2 separate regions of the Homo sapiens genome follow, and region 2 is linked to region 1. The links are chromatin contacts, found by Hi-C in ENCODE. All regions are on one chromosome and are shown on one strand. Each heading gives the region's core, a stretch centred on a gene start or an enhancer-like site at or near the end of the contact. The rest is flanking DNA. Distances are from core to core; before and after follow the strand shown.

Region 1 (5,872 bases), core at 1,672-4,171:
TTTTATTAAGGTGTAATAAAGAGAGGGGAAAAAGCCTCATAGCATACATCTTTCTTTCCATCTTTTATACTCCCCACCCACAGTAAAATATAATATGAACACTGACAAGCATATAGAATGATGTTCTTTGAAATGCAGGCTGAGTTCTCAGATTTTATTTTATGTGATTCTAGTTATTTTCATATTTACTCATTTATGACACTCTGACAATGTTTATAAATAGAATCCTCTTCATTTTTACTCATTCTGTTTATGAATCCAACTTTGAATTTAGATCAGGGCTCTTTCTGCATTTAGTTAACCAAACAAAAAAGAGCCATATACTGTTCAGTAATGTCAGTCAAAAAAAAAATCAAGAACATATTTCCTTTCATATTTTGGCTACATATGAGAAATAAATCTCACTGTTCCTAAGCAAGATTAAATGATACTTAAAATTTCTGGGTCCAGATGGAAGTGTCACCTGCAAAGTGAGTTAATTTGTCACCATCACATCGTGTGTGTGACCAGCTCTGCAGAATGCTTTCTGGATAACACATAAAACCAAGGTATGTCTCCATGATTTGGGAGAACTATAAAGGCAGAAATGTTTTGCTATATCCTACTACCAACTTAAGGTTGGTTTAGGCAATTAGAAAATATGTTTTACAGTTCTGAAAAGGACAGCCCCAGGAAGAGAAGAAATCACCTAATCTGTGTACTACAGTATCTCAGAGAAGCAGCTGGGGGTTAGACCAAGAAGCAGAATTATGTCAAATACATACAAAAAGGCTTCGTCCAGGAAGAGAGGCGAGAGGCCCCAGCAGAGCCGGGTAAAGATCAGGAGGGTTAGAAAAAATCAGCTCTTCCTCTTCCTCCAAGGCAGCCAGACTCTTTAACAGGTCCGGAGGAAGCAGAGGGGAGCTCTTGGGGTCCTAGTGACAGAAAGCATCACAGTGAGAAGCAATAAGGGATAACAAAAGCATAAAGGAATAGTAGCATAATTAGGTGGAAGAAGACAACTAAAGTCAAGGGGATAGTGAGATAGATGGTATTAGGCAAAGAGAAAAAACGCTCTGAAATGCAAAGGCAAAGCGACACAAGGACAATAATGGAGAAAGTTCAAGACAATAGAAAAGCAAAAATACTGACAGAGCAGAACACAAAAGGTTAATGTGGCTAGTGAGTAAAACAATGCTATGGAGCAAAATGATTAGCATATCTTGTGCTAACAGAGAAACAGATCTTTTAAAAAGTTACTAACATTCACCTGTTTCTCATGAATAAAAAGGGCAAAGAAAGGGACCTCCACTGTCCAAGATAACTGGCTAACCTTGTTCCTCTCAGAGAGCAATTTATTTAAATATCAGTAAACCTATTTTTAAACTTAGATGATTCAGCCCAACTGAGAGGAGTGCTTTGTCTCAGAATTCTCTAACATGCTGTTTTAGAGATTTCTGTACATGGTTTCTTTGCCAGACCATCAGAGTTCAAAATCAGTTACGGAATTCTTCAGCTTCCAAACTAAAACATACTGTGCAACTCTGAGGAGGAAACCAAGAGCTACACCAATACTCAGTGGCATTCTATAGTACTAACGAATAAGAGTGGCCTTTTTATAAGATCTATTTGAGATATTCAAAAGACAGTCAACCTCAGACCTATCTCCAAATTGCCTGGTGATAGGAAAGAACACACACCTCAAACGGCATTCTGGGTACAGGATCCTGCTCTGGACGGAAGACTCCTGGTGACCGTTTGCCCCTGCGGTCTATGTTTGCTTGCTGTGCCATTACAGATCTGTTATCAGCCATGCTGTAGGAAGAATCCCAGTAGAATTCTGGGACCTTGACTTCTGAGGGATTATGGTTATATGGCTCCATGGGAAAAGGCTTCATTTTTTTTTCTAGAGGCTGCTGCTGCATTACAGGAGGTTGCAATGACGGCTCAAACAGTTTTATGGGGTCTTGGGTCTGAAGGTAGTAGGGCTGTTTCACAGGCATAATTTTCCCTAATGGGCCTTGAACCTGAGGGGGATTCCACAGCTGTTTGGAGGCATCTGCCTGTTGATACTAAAAAAGAGACGCCTGTCATAAAGGTGAGGATAAAATGCAATATTACTTATAATGAATGCTAAAGAATCACAGAATGAACTTGGGGTGTTTTCCAACCAACAAAACTCTAGGCAAGGCAGCAGTTTCCTTTACCTTTTGGGCTATTCAATACTCAGAGCTTTTTGGAAACAGATTATGGGCACCACACTCATATTTTCTTTTAATTCAACTATTTAAGAGGTTTAATGAATGAATGAATATATTTGCATAAGAGTGTTTGTTTCCCCTTTCTGCTTCAAGTGCTGTGCTTCCAACGACAACATTTAAGATTGGTGTCACATCTGTCTTAGCACCTCATCAAGACTGTGATTCTATTTCCCTAGTAGTTTATGTTCCTATAGGAGAATTATTTGCAGAAAATCCATTTTCAATAAAATGGACACTTAGTAGCAGCCAAGAATGGTACTTAAGATCTAGTATTTTATCCTTTACAAGAGTAAGGAAAACATTTGAACTTTCATAAACAGTAGAGACAATACTTTTGTTTTCCCATAATCACTATAAATCTAAGCAAGAAGTATGTCAAAGTTTAATGAGCATTTCTAACATTGAATCTTTCAGCATTTCCCCTTATTTCATTCAGCTGGATAGTACACACAACTGTAACTTACCTGCTGGAATCCAGAGTGGTGAGGCGGGCTTTTCCCCAAAGCCGGCACAGCTTTTGTAGGGGATTGTTGTTGCTGAGTTAGAGCTTGAACCTGCAGCTGGCTTGTAGACTGTGCTGTTGGCTGAGCTGGTAAAGATGTAAGGGGTTGCTGGGAAGGTGGCTGTGATTGTTGAGGTCCCTGGTTCATTGGCCCTGGTCCAGAGGGCCGTTGCTGGCTGTAAGGAATGTGGGACTGTTTCCCAGCTTGCACCTGGTTTCCTGCTGGAGAGTGAGCTGTAGGCTGAAGAAAGGTTCCTGGGACAGAAACACCAGCTGGGAAGGTGTAACCTGAGCCCATAGAAAATGCCACAGGCGGGGGGATAACATATGTTGGGGGCGGAAACCCTTCAAAACAGAAGAACACAGCTTTAGTTTTAAGGAAACAGCAAAAAATTGCAAAAAAAGTCATTTTTTTTTTAACAGGTAGGTAGAGGGAGTCTTCTAACACATCACAAAAGAGATTAGTCATGTTGTCAATCTTTAACTTGATTTGAAGAACTAAAAATAGACTTGATATTTTTCCTCTATCCACTGAAGTAATCAGTGTTCTGTGAGTAGCTTCTGTATTTAGTGATAGGATTTCCTTCATAATAACAAACATGCACTTGTATGTACACTACACACAAACAGTTCAAAAATAATTTTATAAGTATTAGGGAAAATAGAACTTTTTATGGCTTAGTAACATTACTCCAACAGAAAACACATTTCTCAGTGACTGAATAGAAATTCTTGCACAGAAAAGATTAAGTAGAAGAAATTACAAAACATATTTACCTGGCCTGCTGGGAAGAGGAGGGAAGGCTCCAGGGTGATGAATGGGGATGAACTGGGAGTTACTTGCTTGAGTTGGGGTTTGAGTTACAGGTGTTTTTCTGGCTTCAGACACTGGAGTCTTTCTTAGTTCTGTCTGGGATTTTACCTGTAACCAATAGAAGCAAAACTATCTATAATAAATTGAAACTCAAATGTGCTAGAAAGAAGACCCTACTCCTAAGAAAGTATTTAAAACCTCATTAGATCAAAAAGTACATGCTGAAGATATTTAAATTCACCTAAGTTAAAAATGGAAAATCAAAGCAAATTATTTAATAGCCAATAAAAGATAATTTTACTATCTTAGTTTTACTAATTATTTTGCTTTCCCATGATCACAAAAATCCAAAAATGTAAAGGACCTTAGAGCCCATTTGTTTTACAAATGAGATGCCTGATGCTAACAAGTTGAAAAAAACTTGTCTATGACTTTAAGTTGCTTGTTCTGGGGCCCAGGGTTCTCTATACTCTAATTCATTAAACGACATACATGAATTATGAACTAATAATGACTATTAACCCATAGGTGAGTTATTTTGGCCCTCAGTTTGATTTCATCTGGGTAGCCATATGTGCAGTCAGGCATCCACCTTCCACCCTGCAACTTTACCACCCTTCAGAATAAATAAGGATACTTTCAGCAGTAAGGAACAGGCCCTGAGATCCTATAGATGGAGCCAGAGAGTAGATGTCATATGCACTGCTCAAAGTTGAGCAAAATGAGGGAACATGAGTAGCATTTATAGAAAACCCAGGACGAGGTACAGAGTGTGGTGATATGTTTACTCTTTCTTTCTTTAATCATTTATAGGTGATTTGAGATGGATGAGAAACCAAAAAAGGAGATTGTATTTTCAGTCTGGACCTTATTGTGAGCAGTTACAGAGAATGGAGGAAAGGTAAACAGAAAATGCTGGACTCATTATCTCTAAAACTCGGATCCTTTGGCTTTCTAGTTCATTTTTTTTTTTCTTGCCTTTCCCTAGCATCTCTCTCTCTCCCCTATGTCTTAATTTCTACCTTGTCTTTCTGTTTCTCTCCTTGCTATAATGTTAAAATGGAACTATTATTTTCTTATTTCTCTTTCTCAAAAAAATTAGAGAAATACTTCAAAGGTACTATTTATTTGTAAGCAGCCTTCAACAATGTAAAGTTTCTCATGCAAACACATACATTTGCTAAAATGTGTTAACAACTCACATGGCTGCTTAAGTATTTATTCAAACATTAATAGTATTAATAAAACCATCACAGAATAAAGGCCCTTTTCTGTTTACATGAAACCATCTTTTCTATTTGGGAAAATATATTAATAAAAAGAAAGTCACAAATAACTGAGCAGTGCTTATCTTTTCCCAGCAAGAAACCTGGGTTCTTCCTTTATAAATTCCCAGGATCCAGGATAAGATTAAAGTGATATTAATACCAATAGCCGGGACAAGTATAATTGTCAATAAAAAAGTCTCATATTTTTCCAAGAAAAAAAATACACACACACACACACACACACACACACACACACACACACACATATATATATATTATAGTGAATCTAAAAAAAAAAACTGCATAAGCCTTAATATACTCTTGGTTCTACTGGATCTACAGAAGACCCCAAATCTCCACTATAGCATTGACAAATGGTAGTTATATCTTCTAAATAAAATATAATCCTGTGTGAAACTGACAACTCTGCAACTAATCCTTTCAAACTGCTTAAATTGGTGAAGACTGACGAAAGTGTCAAATCAGGCTGAGATTTTTTTTTCACTCACAATTCCCAAGAATTGAAAAAGTAACCATCTATCACAGCTCTTTATATAACCTTACTATGCAATTAAATAATGCATTTAAACTTCCAGGACGGCCAATTCTCATGGCTTTAGAACAAAATGAAAAATCTTGCCTTTTGTGTGAGCCTTCCTCTACCTGCTTTATAGTTCAAATACAGCTTACCTGCACTGCCACATTCTGCTTTCCTGTTTCCTGTAACTTTTCTAAGGTGCATTTCTTGGTTTCAGTTTTCCTCTTGTTGTTGTCCTTCTTTCCATCATTCTTAGTTACAGTTATTCCTTTGCTATAGTCCCTTCTCACCTCTTTGGGAGGAAAACTTCTTCCTTGGTCTCTGTTCACTTCTCGTGTCTTAATGTTTTCTTTGAAGGTAACCACTGGCTTCTCTCCTGTGTCACAGTTGTTGCTTAAATTTCGGCTTGTAGATAGCACTGATTTTAGCCCTGGGCTCCCATCTGCAGCCAGCGACTCTATCACAGATGTTTCTTGCAGAATGAGGTTCTCTTTGGCTTCACTGGGGTCT
Region 2 (6,062 bases), core at 3,106-5,605, 400 kb after region 1:
TCCCCAGTACCACACTCAGGCCACACCAAATATAAAGGGTTACAAATATTCAGATTTTATTATAAATAAAATACTGTTTTTCTTAAAACATAAAAATGCCAAGTGTTGCATTTTATTAACCACCCCGGAGAGCAAGGCTGTAGAGATTAAGGCAAACAGCTAAAGTGAAGGCACATATAAAAGGTCCACAGTTGGAATTCAAAGGAAAAAAATTCAGGGAAAAATAGCAGTATAATAATCCCTGTGTCAACCAGCATTCTGCAGCAGCCATCCTGTCAATTACATTACATAAAATACAGATAACTGGAGCTAGACAATAAAATAATGGCTGTGTTGCGGGAGTGTAATTAAGGTATCATCTTGTAAAGAACCTTTTATTTTAAAAAATAAAATTCTGCTTAAAAAATATACCACACAGGTGGAGGAGAAAAGCAAATAACAAAAAGAAAGTTAAAAGGAAACCAAACCAAACCACCCCATTGTGGCCTGAGACTTGCTGGAGTGAACTTCACCCAAACTAGCTTGGCAGTCAATCTTCAGTCCTCTTCTGCAACCTTGACCAAATGCATATGTTAGGATGTAGCCACTTAATGAAATGAACTAGCCAGGAAACAATGACGTGAAAACTTTGCAACAGCACGCCACATCTCCTGCCATAGTAGAAGAGGCCTGGGAGAAGCAGCAGAGTGAAAGCTCAGGAGTATATCGTCAAAACACTTGTGGTAAACTCTGGTATATCCCAAGCAGATGGAAACAGGAAGTGGGATCATCAAGAACTAAGTTACACCACCTCTCCCAGTCTACCCATCAGTAAGTAGCACTGTTCCTGATGCCCTAAGTGCTCAGTCAAAATGTACTCCCTTATAAAACTTACCTATCCAGCTCCAACAATTGCCAGAAAGGGCATTTCTCCCTCATTCCTGGCTAGTCCCACTGTGGCGTCAAAGATCCTCTTCAGCAAACTTTCCTAATCCTACCATAGCTTGTCAACCTGGCGTTCCTGCTCTGGAACATTGTAAAACCACCGTGCTGCAGGTTAGGATCATCAGGACTGCAATGGAAGAGGACCCAAGTTACCTCTTTACAGTGGCTGGGTGTGGAGGAAAGCAATTATATTAATTTTAGAGAATGGAGATGCTGCAAACACAAGGCACAATTCTTTGGAGTACAATCCAAAGAATTCTAGAAGGGAGGGAAGGAGGTATTCAGATACATTGTGCCAGTGAAGAGGAAAAATTGAGCAAAGTGAACAGAGTGTCATTCTAGAAATAGGACTAAGTATATTTACATAAATTCCTTATTCTATAATCATGATAAACAAAACACAAAACATTCACACAAAAATATAAATTTGAAATAATTAATAGCACCAGTGTGTCAGATAATAGTTTCTTTCCCCCCACCCCGCCCCTGCTACGCAAAGTACAAAGTTGCATAGTGTTAAAGGCTATATATGAATCTCAAAGGTGGGTTGGTAGGAGGAAGGGGGTGTGTGGCAGGGAACTGTCACACTGTGGTCTTAAAACCACAGAGCTGAGGATCAAAAGTTGAGAAGCCCACTAGGAAACTCCACGTAAGGGTCTTCCCTCTACACTTAGAGGGAAGGTTTAGAGTGGATTTAAATCACAAAGTGCAGGAACTCGATAGCGTTGGCAGCTGTGTGAAATACTGAGTGCAAGTATTTGCCACCAGGATTTGGCAAACAATGTTTTTTGAGGGATTCTGGAAGATGGAAACATCAGAAGAAAACTGGAGCTAAGGGTCAAATGTCTCATCTCTCCAACAGAAGAACAAATGGATACACGGGATTCTGACAGTACAAGCTGCCATCTAAGTTTTATCCCTTTGCTAGAAAAGACTAGGACGAGGAGGCTTGTTTTTCTTCTGTTTTGTCAAGACCTTAGGGATTAACTGTTCTCTGCCAGATACTTAACACTAGTTCCAAGACTAACTAATAAAAAAGCTGTAAGAATTAGTTTGATTTTGAAAACAAAATTTTAGTGGTTATCATATCCCTATTTCTTCTGTGTAAGTTCCATTTATAAGAATATCAAAAGATGTCTTTTGGTCTATTGGTGAGTGCAAGCTGCCCATCCAGATTTAAATTATCAGCTGCCCAAAGATCTGAAAAAAAGTTCATCTTCCTAGTCAATTATTAATATACTAGAAAAATCTTCAGCCATGTTCACCTGGAGACTTTTATAAATAATTGCATCCTGACCCACGGATGGCTCAGTGTCCTACACTCATAATAACTAAAAGCACTGATGGATGGCTACCGACATTCTAAATGACCAATACCTTTGGCACAGGATGTTTATTTCCTTTTGCTTAGAAGGAAGAGGGGTAGGAGATGCAGATGCATTTTCTTTATCCATGGACTGGATATACTGGCCATCACAATGCTACTGTTAGTAGCCAAACTTTTCCTTCATAGAAACAAGAGTACTGAGACTGAGGAGGTTCTGCTGGTATCGATGAGACAGGGGAGGGCTACTTGCTCTACCCCAGCATACATGGGCTCACACGATGTGCTTATGCCACTGTACAGTAACGTAGGATGCCACGTCCTCACGCAAATCAGAAGGGAAAGTGTGGGTAAGGTAGCAACGTGAATGGAAGAGACACTTTATTAGATAAAACCCTTTGTTCCCGATTCAGGATGTTTAATTTGCTTCTCTTTAAACTCTGTGACTTTTCCTGGTTCAAAAGGACAGTCATGGACAGCAGCAGAGGAGTGGGGGTCTGAAAAATGTAATCTTTGTGTCAAGGCACTCTGTGGCCTCACAACTGCCCCCCTGTCAGAGGGATGCTGCCTTCCAGCCCTAAAGACACTAGGGCTTTTCAATGGACGGGGTGTTGAAGCAGCCAGATGGTAAGGTCTTCCTGATGTCCTCCAGATTGCGAATGTCCTTCATGATCTCCTCGATATCTCGGTTATAGTCCATGATGGCAGCCTCCTGCTTCTTGGCTTCATTCTCCAGGTCAGACACTTTCCTATCAAGATCGCTGACCTTCATTTCATCTTTGGCTTTGTTTAGGGTGCCTTCAATCTCGTTTAGCTTATTCAGGTCCACTGTATCCAGCTGCCCTGGAGGGTCAGAAAGTACATAGAAGAGAACAGACATATTCAGTAAGAATGATCCCTTCACAAGTACCTGCACTAGACTCTAGGCCCAGCAGCTGCCATTCTGCACAGGCAGCCCGGCAAATGTGACTTGCAGATTGTTGATGTCACACAATGGTATAAAATATGCAAACCAAGTACAAATGCTGACCTAACCCAGCAGGGATGGGTCTGAGCATACAATTAATATAGAGCTGGATGTTTCTTTCTGAGACAATGGTTTTTGCAGAATGTTTCCTCAATGCACAGCTACCATGTTCTAGACCTTTGAGGGCCATCTGATAACATTTAATACCTTTTCCAGGTGTATACATGTAAACTCTATGTCATTTTAGTGCCATCAAAGATACACAAATCTCTAAGAACCCTAATCCCTCAGCTCTTAGAGAGATTCCAGGGAAGATGGGTCAGTTTTGAAGGTCACTTTCTGCTTTCAGGAGTTAGACACTATTAGGAGCCTTCCTATGGAAAATGGCCAGGAGTAAAATGCTGAAATAATTTCAGCAAGTCTTCACTTTAAGCTTAGCAAGAAAAAGAGGTTCTTTTGAAAGAAATGAGATGTTTCCATAACAAACAAAAGCAGACACAATAGACAGCATTTCATGCATACTTGACTTGATTAAAGTCTCACAAGACCATTTTACATCAGTGATTCTCAGATGTTAAATAATTTGCCCAAGTTTGCACAGCCTATAGGCAACAAAGCAAAGATACTAACCCAAGTCAGACTAATGTTAAAAGTCTGGCTGTTCCACAAAAAGCTTTCTCTTCTAGCTTACTTTCATTTTATATCCATCTGTTGGCACATAACTTATTCTTGACATTTGAGACCGATAAAAAATACCCCTGTAGCCCCCCACCAAAACAAAATGCACCAGTCTTTAAAGGCTGGCAAATTAAAATATAATGCCTTGCTACAAAGAGTCCTGGCTAGAGTGTTGACACTTTATAATGGAGTCTGGTGACAAAAGTGCATCTGTCCTAAAATGAAGCCTGCTCCCTAACACCCTATCAAACTGGATTAAAAGAAGGTTTCCGTATGCATAGATTTCCTTGAAAAATCAAGGTTTTTCTCTCTTTTGGCATGAAAGCTTTCCCCTCATCGGACTGTCCTTACTTAGCAAATGAAGAGAATTCCAGGCAGTAAAGTCATGACCAGTTTTAAGTGTTCTTTTTCGTTTTTTAAATTGAGACAGGGTTTCGCTCTGTTGCCCAGGGTGGAGTGCAGTGGCACGATAACAGCTCACTATCACCTCAAACTCAAGTGATGCACCTGCTTCAGTCTCCCGGGTAGCTAGGACTACAGGCGTGTAGCACCACACCCAGCTAATTTTTAAAATAATTTGAAGAGACGAGGTGAGATCTCGCTATGTTGCCTAGGCTGGTCTCAAACTCCTGGCCTCAAGCTATCCTCCTTGCATGGCTTCTTAAAGTACTGGGATTACCAGTGTGAGCCATCACACCCAGCCTGTGATTCTACTATTCTTTTATTCTACTATTGAAATCCTTTACTTTAAATCCCTTAAAGATACTGCCAGCAAGATGAGTTAAGAAAAATCACTGTTTAGTTGTACAATGATACTGGACCATAAATGCTACCCTAGCTGGCAATATATCTTCAAAATATAAAAAGAAACTCCTCAGACCACAGTGTTCTACTTAGGGCAAGGTCCACAGAAGGCACCTAGTAAGTACTTGTCACATTAACACAGCCTAAAGTCATGATTCAGGTCACACTGTAAAGCTGACAAATAATAAGTATGGTAAAGAAGCAAGTTGCTCTTAAAGACCCTGTCATGCAAGACAAACATTTATTTTATAAGGCTTTCAAAAATAAGCAACAGCAAAAGGAAATATTAATAATTTAATTAATGACTTAAAAGGGATTCATGTAAACCTATATCATCTGCTTTTGAGTCAACTGTACTATATCAGATCCTAAGAACAGTACAAAAGATTCAGAGACTGACAAAAATGACTCTATGGCTACGTACCCAGCTGCTCCAAGAGGTCATTAATAATGCTGAGGAGGCTAGTAACAGAGTTTTTGGCTTTTCTGGCATTGATCTCGGCTTCTTGAGCAGCCTGTGAAGCCTGTAAGGGAAAAATGAGGCAAAGAGTCTTGACTGTATGTTTTCATCTTCTTTAAATCTTTTTTCCCAATGACCCAACAAATCTAATTTCCAGATTTTCTTCCCTTTTCTAACTTAGGAAATTGAAACCTCTCATTGCTTTTTTTTTTTTTTTTTTTTGGTGGGGCTGCTGCATATCTTCATATTGAGGATGTTGGTATTTCTACTTCATCAAAGTTATGACTAGGCAGTCAGGATGCCTACACTCACTAACTCACTATATTTGTACTTCAAAAATTAATCTCCTTTTCTCACATTCTAACTCAATAATATATGGAGGTATATTCATAGTAAAGCCTATTAAGCAGAAACAAGTTATTTTTTAAGGATGATTATAGAAACTATGTTTCAGAACCAAAACATGTCCTTCAGGACACTCTTAGGGACTTATTAGAAATGTCCTATTCTTTGAAAATTTTCATAGTTAAGTAAAGCTCTTCTAGGAGTTCTCTTCTGTAAACTCCCCCTCCACATGCAATGACCCAGCCACAGTCCCCCTGACACACATACTCATTTATTGGGGCAATATAATTTACATTTTAAAAACCAAACAAAGGTAAATACACTTGGGAAATTCCATGAAACCTGAACAAATAACTGTGCATGAGTCATAGGAAACAGCAATGGAAGAGGAAGTGTCTAAATATCAGAAAACAGATGTTCTCACAAATAAATCTAGTTGAGATTTAAGTAAGTGGCTCTGAGCCTCTTACCACATAATTGTTTTTCCTAGTTTTGAGTAAGGACAACACAAACATTTTGGGATCAAAACAATGTGAAGATTTAAAAAAGAACAAGAAAGC

Evidence for each region. A loop is a pair of places that touch in the nucleus more often than their neighbours do. Pooled maps may share reads with other maps.
Region 2: a pooled map shows a loop between it and region 1 (2.3-fold over the local background). The contact joins the promoter of LAMC1-AS1 here to the enhancer-like site in region 1. A Hi-C loop is called at or near these places in 2 of 37 single-sample maps with no recorded cell type and 5 of 50 pooled maps.

Annotation. Positions count from the first base shown.
Region 1 is chr1:183,542,145-183,548,016 of GRCh38, reverse strand. It overlaps SMG7 (SMG7 nonsense mediated mRNA decay factor), which reads right to left. Exons shown (of 23, transcript NM_001375584.1): 14 at 5,515-5,872; 15 at 3,520-3,664; 16 at 2,705-3,087; 17 at 1,680-2,051; 18 at 765-914. Among named protein-coding and RNA genes, the nearest start is that of NCF2, 45 kb to the left of the region's middle. RefSeq lists a silencer at 4,106-4,155. Within about 2 kb of position 2,921, at least 2 of the 41 ENCODE cell types and tissues checked have a DNase peak (open chromatin) inside an H3K27ac peak, as active enhancers do.
Region 2 is chr1:183,139,563-183,145,624 of GRCh38, reverse strand. LAMC1-AS1 (LAMC1 antisense RNA 1) reads left to right here and starts at 4,355. Exons shown (of 3, transcript NR_149048.1): 1 at 4,355-4,483; 2 at 4,656-4,814. It overlaps LAMC1 (laminin subunit gamma 1), which reads right to left. Exons shown (of 28, transcript NM_002293.4): 27 at 5,122-5,221; 28 at 33-3,091. The coding sequence ends at 2,835.